Linked DNA regions of Homo sapiens: region 1 is linked to region 2. A link is a contact called in ENCODE Hi-C or POLR2A ChIA-PET data. All regions are on one chromosome and are shown on one strand. Each heading gives the region's core, a stretch centred on a gene start or an enhancer-like site at or near the end of the contact. The rest is flanking DNA. Distances are from core to core; before and after follow the strand shown. Region 1 has its middle 30 kb from the start of SMKR1. Region 2 overlaps STRIP2 (striatin interacting protein 2).

What was found. Hi-C counts contacts between places; a loop is a spot of excess contacts on that map. ChIA-PET counts read pairs that join two places held with the same protein, here RNA polymerase II (POLR2A). Pooled maps may share reads with other maps.
Region 1: a pooled map shows a loop between it and region 2 (4-fold over the local background). The contact joins two enhancer-like sites. A Hi-C loop is called at or near these places in 2 of 168 maps with a recorded cell type or tissue (PC-9 and endothelial cell of hepatic sinusoid), 1 of 37 single-sample maps with no recorded cell type and 3 of 50 pooled maps. POLR2A ChIA-PET finds 5 or more read pairs at or near these places in 5 of 52 experiments (H1, HEK293, Panc1 and 2 more).

The regions. Positions count from the first base shown.
Region 1 is chr7:129,529,563-129,534,653 of GRCh38, forward strand. No RefSeq gene overlaps it. Among named protein-coding and RNA genes, the nearest start is that of SMKR1, 30 kb to the left of the region's middle. RefSeq lists enhancers at 4,282-4,799, 4,800-5,091. Within about 2 kb of position 1,374, at least 3 of the 41 ENCODE cell types and tissues checked have a DNase peak (open chromatin) inside an H3K27ac peak, as active enhancers do; they include PC-9, where a contact is called at or near this core.
Region 2 is chr7:129,470,390-129,475,636 of GRCh38, forward strand. It overlaps STRIP2 (striatin interacting protein 2), which reads left to right. Exons shown (of 21, transcript NM_020704.3): 18 at 260-326. Among named protein-coding and RNA genes, the nearest start is that of SMKR1, 30 kb to the right of the region's middle. Within about 2 kb of position 1,327, at least 2 of the 41 ENCODE cell types and tissues checked have a DNase peak (open chromatin) inside an H3K27ac peak, as active enhancers do; they include PC-9, where a contact is called at or near this core.

The sequences.
Region 1 (5,091 bases), core at 124-2,623, 59 kb after region 2:
AAGAGAATCTCACGGAGCATGATGTCTTCTGTGATGTCTTCTTCTCCTGCCCTGGCAGAGTCATGGAGCCTTGGAGATTACCCTCCAGCCCTCAGAGCAGTGTGCAGCCAAAGTTGGTCCCTGGAAGCTCGCACACAGGCCCAACCCAGACCCCGGGTCCTGCCTCTATGGCTGCAGGCAGGTCTATCCACCCTGCTGCAAAGTGGCCTTTCATAACCCTGGGGGCAGTTCTTTGTGAAGAGGGATGCCTCAGACACCCAATCCCTTCAGACGCTTTTTACTTGACATGACCCCCTCTTAGGTCGCCCTCTTTTGGATGCAGCCAGTTTGTCATTGTGCCTCTAGCTAAGATGGGACCTCCACAGTTGGTTATGTGATTTCATAGTGCAGTGAGGTTCTGGGCTCCTGAAATCTGGCTGGTAGACCATCCCTCCCTGCCAAGCATGAGGCTTTTAGAATAGATTCATTTTTCCTTTAAAATAGATCAAAGTGGCCAGGCATGGTGGCTCATGCCTGTAATTCCAGCATTTCGCGAGGATGAGGCAGGAGGATCACTTGAGGCCAGGAGTGCAAGACCAGCCTGGCCAACAGAGAGAGACCCTGTCTCTACAAACAAATTAAAAAATTAGCCAGATGTGGTGGGTCATGCCCCTAGTCCCAGCTACTTGAGAGGCTGAGGCGGGAGAATTGCTTGAGCCCAGGAGTTCGAGGCTCCAGTGAGCTGAGATTGCACCACTGCACCCCAGCCTAGGTGACAGAGTGAGACCTTGTATCTCAAAAAAAAAAAAAAAAAAAAAAAGCCAACGTGGTGGCTCAGGCCTGTAATCCCAGCACTTTGGGAGCCTGAGGCAGGCGGATCAACTGAGGTCAGGAGTTCGAGGTCAGACCAACATGGCAAAACCCCGTCTCTACTAAAATCACAAAAAATTAGCTGGGTGTGGTGGTGGGCACCTGTAATCTCAGCTACTTGGCAGGCTGAGGCAGGAGAATAACTTGAATCCAAGAGGTGGAGGTTGCAGTGAGCCGAGATCATGCCACTGCCCTTCAGCCTGGGTAACAGAGTGAGATTCTGTCTCAAAAAAAAAAAAAAAAACATAAAAAATTTAAAAAATAGATCAAGGTTCAGTGCAGCCACTGTGGAAAACAGTTTGGGATATTCCTCAAAAAGTTAAACATAGAACATGACCCAGCAATTCCCCTTCTAGGGGTATACTTAAGAGAAATGAAAGCAGGGAGCCAAACAGATACTTGTCCGCAATTTCCATTGCAACATTATTCACAATGACCAAAAGGTGGAATCAAACCAAGCGTCCATGAGCAGACAAATGGATAAACAGATGTGATGCGTTCACTCAATATTCAGCCCTAAAGAGGAAGGAAATCCTGACACATGCTACAACAGTGATGAACCTTGAAAACATTCTGCTGAGTGAAATAAGCCAGACCCAAAAGGACAAATATTCTATGACTCACCTAGATGAGTAATTTAGAATAGGTGAGTTCATTGACACAATGTAGAATAGTGCTGGTGGTGGTGGTGGTGGTGGTGGTGGTGGTGGTGGTGGTGGTGTGTGGGAGGGGGGTGTTGCTGAGGAGGGGCTGGAATGGAAACTCATTATTGTTTGTTTTTGTTTTTGTTTTTTTTTGAGACAGAGTCTCGCTCTGTCACCCAGGCTGGAATGCAGTGGCACAATCGTGCCTCACTGAAACCTCCACCTCCCAAGGCTCAAGTAATCCTCAGGCCTCAGCCTCCCAAGTAGCTGGGACTGGGACTGCAGGGTGTGTCACCACACCTGGCTGGGAAGTTATTGTTTAGAGCATTTGTTTGGGATGATGAAAAGGTTCTAAATGCATGTCAGTGATTGTTACACAACATTGTGAAGGGTCTTAATGCTGCTAATTTATACACTTAAGCATGGTTAAAATGGTAAATTTTATGTATATTTTACAACAATACAAAATACAAAATAAAATCAAGGCTTCTCCCTTTTTGTTCCAGGTCTCTGAGAGAGGTGGCGGCGGAGGGACAGCAGATGCAGGGCAGAGGCCCCCATGCCCCGAGGCTTTCTCTCTGCGTGGGGGCAGGGTGGGGTGGGTGGCAGATAGAAGGGAGAGGCTTTCTCAGAAGGACCGGCCACCACCCCAGTCCTTTGCTCGAAGCCTTCTCTCCCCTCGCGGCGCAGAGAAGCCAATCCTCCCTCTGCCCCTGCACACCTTGCCCCCCAGTCTCAAGGCCACACCTGGGCTACTAGTCACCTGGCCCACCCCACTCCTTTACCCTCTGAGGCCTCGAACCCACCTCCCACAGAAAACAGTCCACACCTGCCTGCTCGCCCTTCACCGCTCCTGACACACCCAGCTGGAATCTACATTTCCTTATTCGCACCTTGGATCTGTCATGCGGTGAACAGCCGTCTGCAGTTATTTCAATTTTGTGTGTTCTCTCCCTGACTAGGATATAGAAGGTAGGATATAGACTAGGAGGTAGAGAAGCTGTGATGAGACGTCAGGCTGGAGGCAGAGCCTCAGAGTGCAGACTCGGGGAGGCCATGCAAACTGCGGCTGCGAGCTCAGGGGCTCACTCATGTGTCCCCAGTCACTGTCATGCGGACTGTCATCGTATTTGCCAAAAACGCTTCACAAGGGGAGCTATAAACAGCAGTGTCCACCCAATAGGGCCCACGCCTTGACCTTGGAGTTGAATCGTCAGCACCACTTGACCGCTTCTCTCTGTGTCCTTCACCCTTGACCTCTTTGACAGTGTGGTGCCGGGTGTGTGCAGCCTGAGGGAATCTGTTCCGGGACGTGGTTGAGCTCCATCTGCCCTGCTAAATTCAGCCTCCAAGAGCCCATATGGCAACGCCGCAGCTTGAGGCCGCCGTACAGCCAGGCTGTGTGTGCGTGTGTGCACACTCTGTGTGTGTGTCCATGTGCGTGCATCCGTGTGCTTGTGTGCGTGTGTCTGTGTGCATGCATGTGCGTGTGCCCGTGTGCATGCGTACACTCTGTGTATGTCCATATGCATGTGTGCGTGTGTCTGTGTGCGTGCGTGCACACTCTGAGTGCATGTGTACACTGTGTGCGTGTGTGTTGTGTGTGTCCACACCACCACCAAGTGAGCTCAGATGGAGGACAGAAGAGTTTGAAGGTGTGGCTAATGTTGATCTTGAGAGGCGATGAAAGGGCGGCGCAGGGTGTGGGAGGGACGGGCCCCTAGGTTGCTGTGGTGGAGAGAATCCCTTGGCCCAGCTTTGCTTTGATGGATGGGTCAGCTGAGGTTCTCCTGGTTTAGGCCTCTGGTCAAAATGCAGCAGCCTGCTGACAGGTCCTTCCCTTGAATGACAAGTCTGGCTCACCACGGTGCCCAGTCAGAGGCATCTGCCCCTGTACCCCAGATCTTTGCATTTTACCCAGAGCCCTCCATTCATGGGCTCTACTGCAGTCTCTGTCTCCCCAGTGCCGGTAAGTTGACCTCAGCCCTCTGTAGGCTCCACGGACGGACAAGGAAGGTCGAGTGCCTTCTCCAGCTCCACCTTGGGCGGCCACCATGGCTCCTGCAGCCAGTCCACCCAGAATGTCTCCAGCTGCCACCATGTACAGAAGATGGGGGCAAGAACCGCCTGTTAAGAGCTGAATGTTTTTGTTCCTTCCCTCTTCAGTTCATTTGTTGAACCCCTAACTCCAAATGTAATGGTATTTGGAGGCGGGGCCTTTGGGAGGTAATTAGGGTTAGATGAGGTCACGAGGGTTGTGACGGTGAATATTGGGTGACTGCATTGAGGAATGCCTAGATGGCTGGTAAAGTACCCTCCTGGGTGTGTCTGTGAAGATGTCGCCAGAGGAGATTGATATTGGAGTTGAGGACTGGGAGAGGAAGACGCACCCTCATTGTGGGTGGGCACCATCCAGTCGGCTGCCAGGGCAGCTAGAACAAAGCAGGCGGAAGAAGAGGGATAGCTTTGCTGGCTGAGTCTTCTGGCTCTATTTTTCCTTCTAGTGCTGGATGCTTGCTTCCCCACCTCCTGCCCTCGGACAGCAGACTCCAGGTTCTTTGGCCTTTGGACTCTGGGACTTGTACCAGTGACTTCCCAGGGGCTCTCAGGCCTTCAGCTGCAGACTGGAGGGTGCACTGACGGCTTCCCTGGTTTTGAGGCTTTCAGACTCGAACTGAGCCACTACCGGCTTCTCTCTTTCCCTAGCTTTCAGACAGCCTATCGTGGGACTTGGCCATGTAATCGTGTGAGCCAGTTCTCCCTAATAAACTCCCTTTCGTATATACATGTATCTTATTGGTTCTGTCTCCCTGAAGAACCCTAACGCAAGTGTGGAATCCCCATGATGGGATTAGTGTCCCTTTCACTTGCGTAAAGAGACCACCAAACAGGCTTTGTGTGAGCAACAAGGCTGTTTATTTCACCTGGGTGCAGGCGGGCTGAGTCCGAAAAAGGAGAGTCAGTGAAGGGAGATAGGGGTGGGGGCCGTTTTGTAAGATTTGGGTGGGTAGTGGAAAATTACAGTCAAAGGGGGTTGTTCTCTGGCAGGCAGGGGCAGGGGTCACAAGGGCTCAGTGGGGGAGCTTTTGAGCCACGATGAGCCAGGAGAAGGAATTTCACAAGGTAATGTCATCAGTTAAGGCAGGGACTGGCCATTTTCACTTCTTTTGTGGTGGAATGTCATCAGTTAAGGCAGGAACAGGCCTTTCTCCCCCGCCCACCCCCAGACGGAGTCTCGCTCTGTCGCCCAGGCTGGAGTGCAGTGGCGCAACCTTGGCTCACTACAAGCTCCGCATCCCGGGTTCACACCATTCTCCTGCCTCAGCCTTCTGAGTAGCTGGAACTGCAGACACCCGCCACCACGCCCGGCTAGTTTTTTTGTATTTTTAGTAGAGGCAGGGTTTCACTTCACTGTGTTAACCAGGATGGTCTCGATCTCCTGACCTTGTGATCTGCCCGCCTCGGCCTCCCAAAGTGCTAGGAGTACAGGCATGAGCCACCACGCCTGGCCAAGAACAGGCCATTTTCACTTCTTCTATGATTCTTCAGTTACTTCAGGCCATCTGGATGTATACGTGCAGGTCACAGGGGATATGAT
Region 2 (5,247 bases), core at 77-2,576:
GAGGCTCTCTTTCTGCTTTCTTTTGCATCTACCAGATGGGTGCCAGCCTCAAAGAACTCATTGGTTCCTCTCATGACAGGAAAGGAGACTGGAGCTAGAGTTGCCTGGCACCAGAGCCCTCATTTCAGCTGAGGTCACTAAGCAATTTGGGAAATGGATAGGGGCTGCTGGAGAGAAATAACTCCTGCCCTTTCCAGATACAGCCAATTCCTGCTGTTGCCATTTACCTAAAGCCTGTCCTTATCTCTGCATCTTACAGCATCTCAGTCCTGGATTATCCTTGCTGTACCATCCAGGATTTGCCGGAGCTTACTACTGAAAGTCTGGTAAGCAGATGGGGATTTGGTAGCCTTTGAAATTGCTAGGTAGCACAGGTTGGCATTTGCTCTTTCATTTCTTCTCCAACCCCTTAATGCCCTGGTTTGAGAGTCTCAGATCAATGAAGGTATATTGGCAAGAGCAGAGATGCAGCAGGGGTTTAGAGTTGCTGACCCAGTTGAGAAAGATTTGGAAAAGTTTAGCGTAGCATTTTTCAGAGAAGAGGAAACAGCCAGTGAAAAACACTAAGGAGGAAAAGGAATTTAGAAACATAATGGGACCGAAATTGAGCGTGAATATCTATGCTAAATGCAGGACAATCTCTTCTGGTCTAGCACAAATAATTATCTGTCTTCTTTCTGCTGTGCTACAGGGAGTTCACTTCTTATTTTCATATAGGTAATAAAACCTAGCAAGCAATGTGTACTTGAGAAAATACTTTGTCTAAGTCTCTCGGAGGCAAAAGTCTATATAGCCACAAAAGGATAGCCCAGAAAGTTTCTCATCTTGAAAACAGCTCTAGGCAAATCAGAAAAGTCACTCACGGTTATTCTTAATTCCATGAAACTGACTGAACAACAGCCATACTGAAGATGAGGTATCTACCTCATCATGTATTGCCATAGCTCCTTAGATAAGCCACAATCCATACCTCCAGCCTGTTGCATTGTAATTATGCATTTGTGTCTGTTTCTTAATTTGACTGTAGAATCCTTGAATGAAGAGGTAGTATAATCATTTTTATATCCTTAGAGTCTAGCACTTTGTCTGGTACATTGAAGAGCTCAATAAATGTCAAATGATTGAATCATGGCATGCACCAATGGTTACTACAACCCTTTGTCCTCCAATTGTAATTCCTGCAAAATGTTGAGTCAGAAAAGTATATTATGCAAAAATAGAATGACAATCTCTGTGGTACAGGTTTTATAGAACCATGGGATTCTTGGCTGGAGGGGACTTAAGAGCCATTTGATCCAACCCCCTTATTTCAAAGATGAGAAACCTGAAGGCCCAGTGAATGAAGTGACTTGTCATGGTTTACTCCTCATAGGTGACAGAGCCTGAATCAGACATGAGTCAAAAGACCCATGTCCTGAGACACCAACCTAGCACCCTTTTTTACCACTGGGATAGAGAGATTCCCTGGTCTTATTTAGATGTGGCCTCAGCAGCCAAAGAAGTTGGAAGCTTTTTATTCCTACAGAGAAGTAATAAATTGTCTAACCCTCTCTATGTTATTTATGATGCTATTCAGTCTTTTTTCAAGTTTTTTATTAAAAAAAATTTTTTTTACCCACACTACAGAGATGTAGCTATTAAATCGTTAAAACAACTCTATGAGGTTAGTATTACTATTTTATAGATGGAGAAGTTAAATAGCTACCAGTTGAAAGTGGAAGTCAGGGTAGAGAGACATGTATCCCCTGCCATTCAGAGTTGGAATGAAGAATACATTTTCCACAGAAACAGTGGTACACAGTAGCATTAAAATTCTGCTATTAGTAGGGCATTTCAGAAGATAAAGTCAACTTTTATGGCCTGAATTTATTTCTTCCTATAATGTGTTTTTTATTTTCAGTTCCAACCCCATTGGTTCATATATAGGAATTGATAGGAACCACACTTTCACATCTCTCCCAATTGACCTTTGGGATATGTGCATAAAATTACTGAAATGAAGTGAACATAATAATTTATTATGTTTTCTAAGAAGATTTTAATATTATTCAGAGTGAAAGCATGTATTTATTCTTCCTGAAAAATAGTCATGCTAAGTATTTTACTACTTTGTGTGAAGCAATAGTGGCACCTGGTGGTTTCATTTAGTAACCACAGACTTTTTGTTTTGCTTGAATTTTGAATGAGCCCAGTCATGGGCTGCAATAACTAGTGAGTCTATTCCACATAGGTCCTCAGTATGGTTTATCTAAACTGGTGACTTCTGTGCTCAGAAAAACACTAATGTTCATATGAGTAAGATATATCTGTTTTTTTCAGGCTTAACAAATTGCAAGCACAGAAAATGTACTGGCTATTTGAATATATAGAATTTTCTTTTCTTTTCCTTTTTTTTTTTTTTTTTTTTTTTTTTTTGAGACAGAGTCTTGTGCTGTCACCCAGGCTGGAATGCAGTGGTGTGATCTCAGCTCACTGAAACCTCTGCCTCGTGAGTCCAAGTGATTTTCCTGCCTCAGCCTTCTGAGTAGCGGGGACTACAGGCACGTGCCACCATGCCCAGCTAATTTTTGTATTTTTAGTAGAGACAGGCTTTCATCATGTTGGCCAGGCTGGTCTCGAACTCCTGGTCTCAGATGATCCACCTGCCTCAGCCTCCCAAAGTGCTGGGATTATAGGCATGAGCCACAACGAATGGCTATAGGATTTTCTTTAAGTAACTTTTGAAGTTTTTTTCCTGATATTAAAATAAATATACGTATTGCAGAAAACTGGAGAAACAGAAAAGTATGAGGAAGAAAAATACTCTTATGCCACCTACATATAGCCACTGTTAATATTTTGCTGCAATTATATATATATTCACTCATATATAAACACATTAACAAAACTAAGACTTTATACATAGATATTTCATTTGACAGCAAAATTTAAATGTTCACAATATCATTTTATTAAACATTCTAGAGGACAATTTTTTTCTTTCTTTTTTGAAGACAGGGTCTTGCTTTGTCACCCAGGCTGGAGTGCAGTGCACTCGGCCTGAAGCACGGCCCATCGCAGCCTCAAGCTCCTGGGCTGAAGTGATCCTCCCACCTTCCCAAGTAGCTGGGTGTAGGTGGGACCACAGACATGCTACCATGCCAGGCTAATTTTTGTATTTTTTGTAGAGACGGGGTCTTTGTGTTGCCCAAGCTGATCTTGAACTCCTGGGCTCAAGCAATCTGCCCTCCTTGGCCTCCCAAATTGCTGGGATTACAGGTGTCAGCCACCATGCCCAGCTGAGGACATAATTTTAATTTCTTTAAATTTTTTATTTATTTTTTATTTTTATTTATTTATTTTTTTTGAGATGGAGTCTCGCTCTGTCGGCCAGGCTGGAGTGCAGTGGCGCCATCTTGGCTCACTGCAACCTCTGCCTCCCGGGTTCAAGCGATTCTTCTGCCTCAGCCTTCCGAGTAGCTGGGATTACAGGCACATGCCACCACGCCTGGCTAATTTTTTGTATTTTTAGTAGAGACAGTGTTGTACTGTGTTAGCCAGGATGGTCTCAATTTCCTGACCTGGTGATCCGCCCACCTCAGCCTCCCAAAGTGTTGGGATTACAGGCGTGAGCCACTGCACGCAGCCCAGGACATAATTTTTAATAGTTACACATAATATTCCACTATTTAGTTTCAAAAAGGATTCTGTGCTGTTGACATTTATTTATGTTTTCCTTGTGTAACTCCAAAACAAACATCCTTGCATGCAAATCTTTTATTTTTTTTTTTTGAGACAGGGTCTCGAAGTTGCTCAGGCTTGAGTGCAGTGGTGTGATCACAGCTCACTGCAGTCTTGACCTCCCAGGGTCAAATGATCCTTCCACCTCAGCCACCCAAGTAGCTAGGACTACAGGCACATGCCACTATGCTTGGCTAATTTTTAAATTAAAAAAAAATTTTTTTAGAGATAAAATCTCCCTAGAGACAGAATCTCCCTATTTTGTCCAGACTGGTCTCAAATTCTTGGGCTTAGTGATCCTCCTGCCTTGGCCTCTCAAAGTGCTGGGATTACAGGTGTGAGCCACAATGCCCAGCTGCACATGAATCTTTGATTATTTCCTTTAGATTCCTAGAAGTGGAATTATTGGGCTGAAGTAGTCTTTTTTTTTGAGACAGTCGCCCAGACTGGAGTGCAGTGGCGCAATCTCTGCTCACTGCAGCCTCCACCTCCCAGGTTCAAGCGATTCTCCTGCCTCAACCTCCCAAGTAGCTGGGATTACAGGTGTGTGCCATTACTGCCCAGCTAATTTTTGTACTTTTTAGTGGAAGCAGAGTTTCACCATGTTGGCCAGGCTGGTCTTGAACTCCTGACCACAAATGATCCACCTGCCTCAGCCTCCCAAAGTGCTGGGATTATAGGCCTGAGCCACCGCTGGGCTGAGGTAGTCTTGATTTATATTTTTTCAGTTTTCTGAATTTGAACTGAATTCATTTCAACTTTATATGAAACTCTAAACAGCATGATGAACATGAAATAAAGGTGAGCTAATGGCATATTAATTTCTGAAGTATTCCCATTTTGTCAAACTAATTAGCTCTTAGATAGGCCATCTTCACCAATATACTAAGTAGTTTCCCCTCCCACCTGGTACAGGAAGTTTAAAAATTTGTGTATCTCCAAATGTCGGTATTCATATTCAATCCACTAAACTAGGAAAAAATTGAAATAAAATTCCAAACTTAAATGAAGGATGGTGAACGTATGATTATGTGGAAGTTAAGTGTGGTCTTTGAAAGGAGGTTGCTGGAGAAGGCAGTGGATGTGGGCTCAGTATGTATTTTGCAATGCTTAGCATCTGAATGGTTGTTGAGAGCAGTGGTATGAAATGTAGGCTGTGCAAGGAAATGCTTTGGGGGATGGAAAATATTAAATATTTTATATGTATTATATTGATATCTTTTTATTTTTTTATTTTTTATTTATTTTTTTTATTGATCATTCTTGGGTGTTTCTCGCAGAGGGGGATTTGGCAGGGTCACAGGACAACAGTGGAGGGAAGGTCAGCAGACAAACAAGTGAACAAAGGTCTCTGGTTTTCTAGGCAGAGGACCCTGGGGCCTTCCGCAGTGTTTGTATCCCTGGGTACTTGAGATTAGGGAGTGGTGATGACTCTTTTTTTTTCTTTTTTTTTTTTTTCTTTTTATTTTTTTTTATTGATCATTCTTGGGTGTTTCTCGCATAGGGGGATTTGGCAGGGTCATAGGA